2 separate regions of the Homo sapiens genome follow, and region 2 is linked to region 1. A link is a contact called in ENCODE Hi-C or POLR2A ChIA-PET data. All regions are on one chromosome and are shown on one strand. Each heading gives the region's core, a stretch centred on a gene start or an enhancer-like site at or near the end of the contact. The rest is flanking DNA. Distances are from core to core; before and after follow the strand shown. Region 1 holds the start of ZNF3 (zinc finger protein 3). Region 2 overlaps STAG3 (STAG3 cohesin complex component).

Region 1 (2,700 bases), core at 130-2,629:
ACTGGCGACCTGCAGTGGCTCACGCCTGTAACCCCAGCACTTTAGGAGGCTGAGGTGGGAGGATTACTTGAGCCCAGGAGTTCCAGGCTATGGTGAGCCATGATGGCACCACGGCACTCCAGCCGGGGGCAACAGAGCAAGACCTTAATACACACACAAACATTTTAAAAGGAAAAAAAAAAAAAAGGCCGGGCGCGGTGGCTAACGCCTGTAATCCCAACACTTTGGGAGGCCAAGGCAGGTGGATCACTTGAGGCCAGGAGTTGCAGACCAGCCTGGCCAAAAGGGCGGAACCCCGTCTCTACTAAAAATACAAAAAATTCGCCGGAGGTGGTGGCGGGCGCCTGTAGTCCCAACCACTCGGGAGGCTGAAGCAGGAGAAGCGCTTGAACCGGGAGGCGGAGGTTGCAGTGAGCCGAGATCGCGCCACTGCACTCCAGAGACAGTCTCAAAAATAAATAAAAATTAATTTTTTTAAAAAAAGAGCTTCAATAACAGAATCTTCTCCTTCCACCCGACTGTCCATCAAACACGTATAATCAAATGATGCCCACTCTCCACAGATGTCTTTTCTGGAGAAAATAATACGCTCGTTCCTCTAATTAGCCCATCGGTTTCAGGTTCATCACTCTGCTATCTTCTCCTGGAGTTTACAAAAGCCCTTCAGAGTGTAAACACCGATGTGGATTCAATCCCACTTCCGGAGAGAGGATCAAACCAGGAATCTAATACAACTGAAAACGGAGCCTGAGCCAGGTGTATCACGCGATGCACTGGGCTCCAGCAGGATTACCCCTGGAATCGGCGTCTGCACCCACTCCCAGCCCTCGTGCTAACTGCGTACGCTTAGCAGAATTTCTCTGATCCTTGGACCCAGCTGCGTAAAAATAAACTTCCTCTCCTGCCACGGGCGCGAATAACTGTGTTAACATCAAATAAAAACGTCTGGGAGAAATACCAAGTTAGGGTCGCTGTCATTAGCTGCTTTCAAGAGAGAGGCGCCCCTACCGCTCTGCTGAAACTTTTAAACGCTCCAGCTGGGTCGCCGTTAAAGTCACAAAACCAGAACCGGAGCCCCATTACTAACCCCTACGCAGGATCCCGCTAGGCTAGGGGGATCCCTGGGGAAGCGGAGTAGAGGACGGGCTGCAGGGGACGGAGGGGCGCCTCCCCGAACCCTGCTCCGGGCCGGCCGGGGGACCCTGCGGGCCGCAGTGGCACAGACACCACCCCCTTCCCCGGCGACCACAGCCTCCGTCTCACCGCGAGACCCGGGGACGCGTGGACTCACCCTGGGGGCAGGGACGACAGATTTGGGGGACCGGACACGGACCAGGCCCTGTTGGACCCTGTCACAGACCCACACACCGGGGACAGAACAAAGAACGGAAGTTCCCCCTCGTTTCGCTTCCGGGTCGGTTGTTCTTGCCACTCACCCGTACCCCCAACGCCCACTTGTTCTGTCTAGGAAAATGGGAGGTCCTCGCCTCTCTGTGGTTTGCTGACTCAGGGCGGCTGGCAGGCGGCGAGGGCAAGGAGCGCGATCGCTGACGCGGCACTCGGGGATCTTTCGCTGCGGGGGCTGGCCGGCTGCGCCCTCTGCTGGCCACGAATGTGCGAAAGCGGCCGACCACGGTCCTGGGCCTCAGGACATGTGCTCCAGCGTCGCCGGCCTTGGGGGCGGGCGGCGGGGGCGCGCGGGGATGTCGAGCCCGCGCTTCTCAGGCTGGCTCGCGAAGGGCAGCAGTAAACATACAATTATTGAAGGATTCATCAATATTAAAAAATGAACCCTGATTTAAAACTTGCCTCCGAACAAACCGAGTTTTTTTTGTTTCTTGTAAAAATGCCCCCTTTAAATTACCCACATCTGAAGAAAACATTCCAGTCCATCACAGAGTTGACATGAGGAAAAAACCCGTGTACAGGTGATGAGAGCAGAGAAGAGGAAGCTTACCGGCCGGGCGCGGAGGCTCACGCCTGTAATCCCAGCACTTTAGGAGGCCGAGGCGGGCGGATCACCTGAGGTCAGGAGTTCGAGACCAGCCTGGCCAACATGGCGAAACCCCGTCTCGACTAAAAATACAAAAAAATTACCCGGGCGTGGTGGCAGACGCCTGTAATCCCAGCTACTCTGGAGGCTGAGACAGGAGAATCGCTTGAACCCAGGAGGCGGAGGTTGCAGTGAGCCGACATCGCACCACTGTACTCCAGGCTGGCCACAGAGTGAGACTGTCTCAAAAAAAAAAAAAAGGAAGCTACAGGTGGAAGCGAGGCGGGGATAGTCAAGGAAGTGACCGTGTCCTGGAGACGCGGCAACCGTGGTGACCGCAGTCAACACAGTAAGCCCCAGCATTCGCATTGTAATTGAGCTCATTCAAGCTGAGCGCTCTCCAGTAGGGACTTTCCCCTGTAGGGAGCATGCGCATTTTGATTTCACCTGTCCTCAAACTGACCCTTTGCTCATTATCTTGGTAAAAAACACGCCCCTGGGTGGAAATTTAAGATGCTAATGAAACATGCAATGTATGAACAAGCCTGTACACCCACTGCGCATGTGCACCTAGAGGACCACCCAGAACATACTTACTAGTAACACTTCTCCCACCCCCTTATGAATAATCGTGTAAGACCCCTTACAAAGGGGGTCTCTCTAGAGCCAGCCTTTGCTGTTTCATCCTTAGGAGCAGCCCTCCCTGA
Region 2 (2,700 bases), core at 171-2,670, 110 kb after region 1:
TAAAAAAATATGTAACATTAAAGATTACTGATCACAGATAACCATAACAGATACCATAATGAAAAGGTTTGAAATATTGTGAGAATTACCAAAATGTGCCACAGGGACACAAAGTGAGGATATACTATTAGAAAAATGGCACTGATAGGTATGCTCAATGCAGGGTTGTCACACACCTTTAGTTTGTTTAAAAAAAATCCACAATGTCTGCAAATCAATAAAGTGCAATAAAGCGAGATACACCTGTATAATGCCAGCTAGGGCTTCTGAATAGTCCGAATAACCACATGCAGAGGGGTTATTATTTTTACTAAACACAAACCTCTGAGGCATTAGTTGACTATACAGCTTCTTCCAGAATTAGAAGGTTTAAAAGAGAGCATAGGATTACGGGGGTTCACACTATCCTATAATAAACAGGAAGTAGGTGGAAGTTGTAGTTTTTCTGTATCTTCAGGGCCTTATGCTTGTTAGGGTACAAGAAAGATTAACCCGTTTCTCCCTGTCCTCCAGCTCCAAGAGCATCAAGAGGAGATTGAGGGGATGATGAATGCCCTCTTCAGGGGTGTCTTTGTTCATCGGTACAGGTGAGCTAATGGGCCTCTCTCATTGAAGCAGCTGGCCTTTGGTTATGGAATCTGAGGAAGTGAATAAGGTTTTCCCCCCTCCAACCCTTAGTTATTTGGTTAGTCCCAGAATTAATGCAGCTGGAGCAAAAATTCTTGACAACAAATGTTTCAAATTGGTGAGGTTTAGTTTATCACCACCTACAAAGGATCTTGTAAGTGCTTCTGGGAGAAAATAAGAGAATAAAGCATTGCTGAGTATTTTCCTGCTCTGGCTTTGCCCCAGATCTGCCCCAACTCCTCATCTTTCTGGGGTTGGAGACTTGAGGATAAGAGCAGAGAATAGAAAGGCGGGGCTTTTCTGAGGGATGCCTGCTGCCTGGTGAGCCTTCTCCTGGCCCAGCCTGCTGTCTCACTGTGCGAAGGGCAGGGGAGTTTTATACTGTTTAATGACCTGATCAAATTAAGTTAAAAAGAATATATGTAGGCCGGGCGTGGTGGCTCACGCCTGTAATCCCAGCACTTTGGGAGGCCAAGGCAGGCAGATCACCTGAGGTCAGGAGTTCACAACCAGCCTGACCAACATGGAGAAACTCCATCTCTACTGAAAATACAAAATTAGCCGGGTGTGGTGGCGCATCCCTGTAATCCCAGCTGCTCAGGAGGCTGAGGCAGGAGAATCGCTTGAACCCAGGAGGTGGAGGTTGCGGTGAGCTGAGATGACGCCATTGCACTCCAGCCTAGGCAACAAGAGTGAAACTCCATCTCAAAAAAAGAAAAAAAAGAAAAAAAAAATTGTAGATGTTTCTCACTCTTACCTAGGTTTCACTTCTGCCTCTCCAGAGCCTTTCAGCTGATGTAACCTTTTCTTAATGTGGAATTAAAACACACTCACACACTTTGGCCAACAGTTGAATTAACTTTTTTTTTTTTGGCAGGGACGGAGTCTCACTGTGTTGCCCAGGCTGGAGTGCAGTGGTGCGATCTCGGCTCACGGCAAGCCCCACCCCCCGGGTTTAGGCGATTCTTCTGCCTCAGCCTCCCAAGTAGCTGGGACTACAGGCGCCCACCACCATGCTTGGCTAATTTTTGGCCACCATGCCCAGCCTGAATGAACTTTCAAAATTGGTTTTTAAAAGAGGTATGGAGACCGGGTGCAGTGGCTCACACCTGTAACCCCAGCACTTTGGGAGGCCAAGACAGGCAGATCACTTGAGGTCAGGAGTTCGAGACCAGCCTGGCCAACATGGCAAAACCCCGTCTCTACTAAAAATACAAAAAGGAAGCTGGGCGTGGTGGTGCACCTGTAATCCCAGCTACTCGGGAGGCTGAGGCAGGAGAATCACTTGAACCCGAGAGGTAGAGGTTGCAGTGAGCTGAGATTGTGCCGCTGCACTCCAGCCTGGGCAACAGGTGGAGTGGAGAATTAGGCTGTACAAGGCTGGTGTTTAACTATTTTATGGTTTGGTAACAGAAAGAAAATATTTACTAACTGGGTATGGCACATTTTTGTAGTCCTAGCTACTTGAGAGGCCAAAGTGGGAAGATGACTTGAACCCAGGAGTTCAAGGCCAGCTTGGGCAACATAGCAAGAGATCCTATCCCTTAAAAAAAATATTTACATGTATTTTACTATATATATAGTATTTACATCGGGAGGAAGAAATGAAAGGCATGGGGTACATGGCATTTCAAGAAAATAAATTCTTCCATGAGAGGGAGTTATCTGGTAGGATGGAAAGTGAGTTTGGAGAGAGGGTGGCTCTAAGAGTCAACTTATCTGTCTGTGTCTAGGGATGTCCTTCCTGAGATCCGTGCTATCTGCATTGAGGAAATTGGGTGTTGGATGCAAAGCTACAGCACGTCTTTCCTCACCGACAGCTATTTAAAATATATTGGTTGGACTCTGCATGATAAGGTGGGATTCGAGTCAGTTTCCCTTTCCGTTTCCTTCATCTTTTTCCTGTCCTAGGACATTTCACCTTTTCCTGGGCCTGCCACTGAGATATTTTACCTAGTGACCAATGATGAACCCATCAAGGCGCTGAACCTTGAAATTCCCCTAGCACTGGGGAGAGTAGGATAAGGTAGAGAGAGACATACCCAGGAGATGAAATGACTCAAAACCTGAGGT

Evidence for each region. Hi-C counts contacts between places; a loop is a spot of excess contacts on that map. ChIA-PET counts read pairs that join two places held with the same protein, here RNA polymerase II (POLR2A). Pooled maps may share reads with other maps.
Region 2: a loop to region 1 is called in a pooled map, with 4 times the contacts of the local background. The contact joins the enhancer-like site here to the promoter of ZNF3 in region 1. A Hi-C loop is called at or near these places in 5 of 50 pooled maps. POLR2A ChIA-PET finds 5 or more read pairs at or near these places in 4 of 52 experiments (GM12878, H1, activated B cell and 1 more).

What each region holds. Positions count from the first base shown.
Region 1 is chr7:100,080,344-100,083,043 of GRCh38, forward strand. It overlaps ZNF3 (zinc finger protein 3), which reads right to left and starts at 1,380. Exons shown (of 6, transcript NM_032924.5): 1 at 1,292-1,380. RefSeq lists enhancers at 1,319-1,468, 1,625-2,606 and a silencer at 1,709-1,788.
Region 2 is chr7:100,194,796-100,197,495 of GRCh38, forward strand. STAG3 (STAG3 cohesin complex component) reads left to right here. Exons shown (of 34, transcript NM_001282717.2): 9 at 514-587; 10 at 2,361-2,484. Among named protein-coding and RNA genes, the nearest start is that of STAG3, 18 kb to the left of the region's middle. Within about 2 kb of position 1,421, at least 4 of the 41 ENCODE cell types and tissues checked have a DNase peak (open chromatin) inside an H3K27ac peak, as active enhancers do; they include GM12878, where a contact is called at or near this core.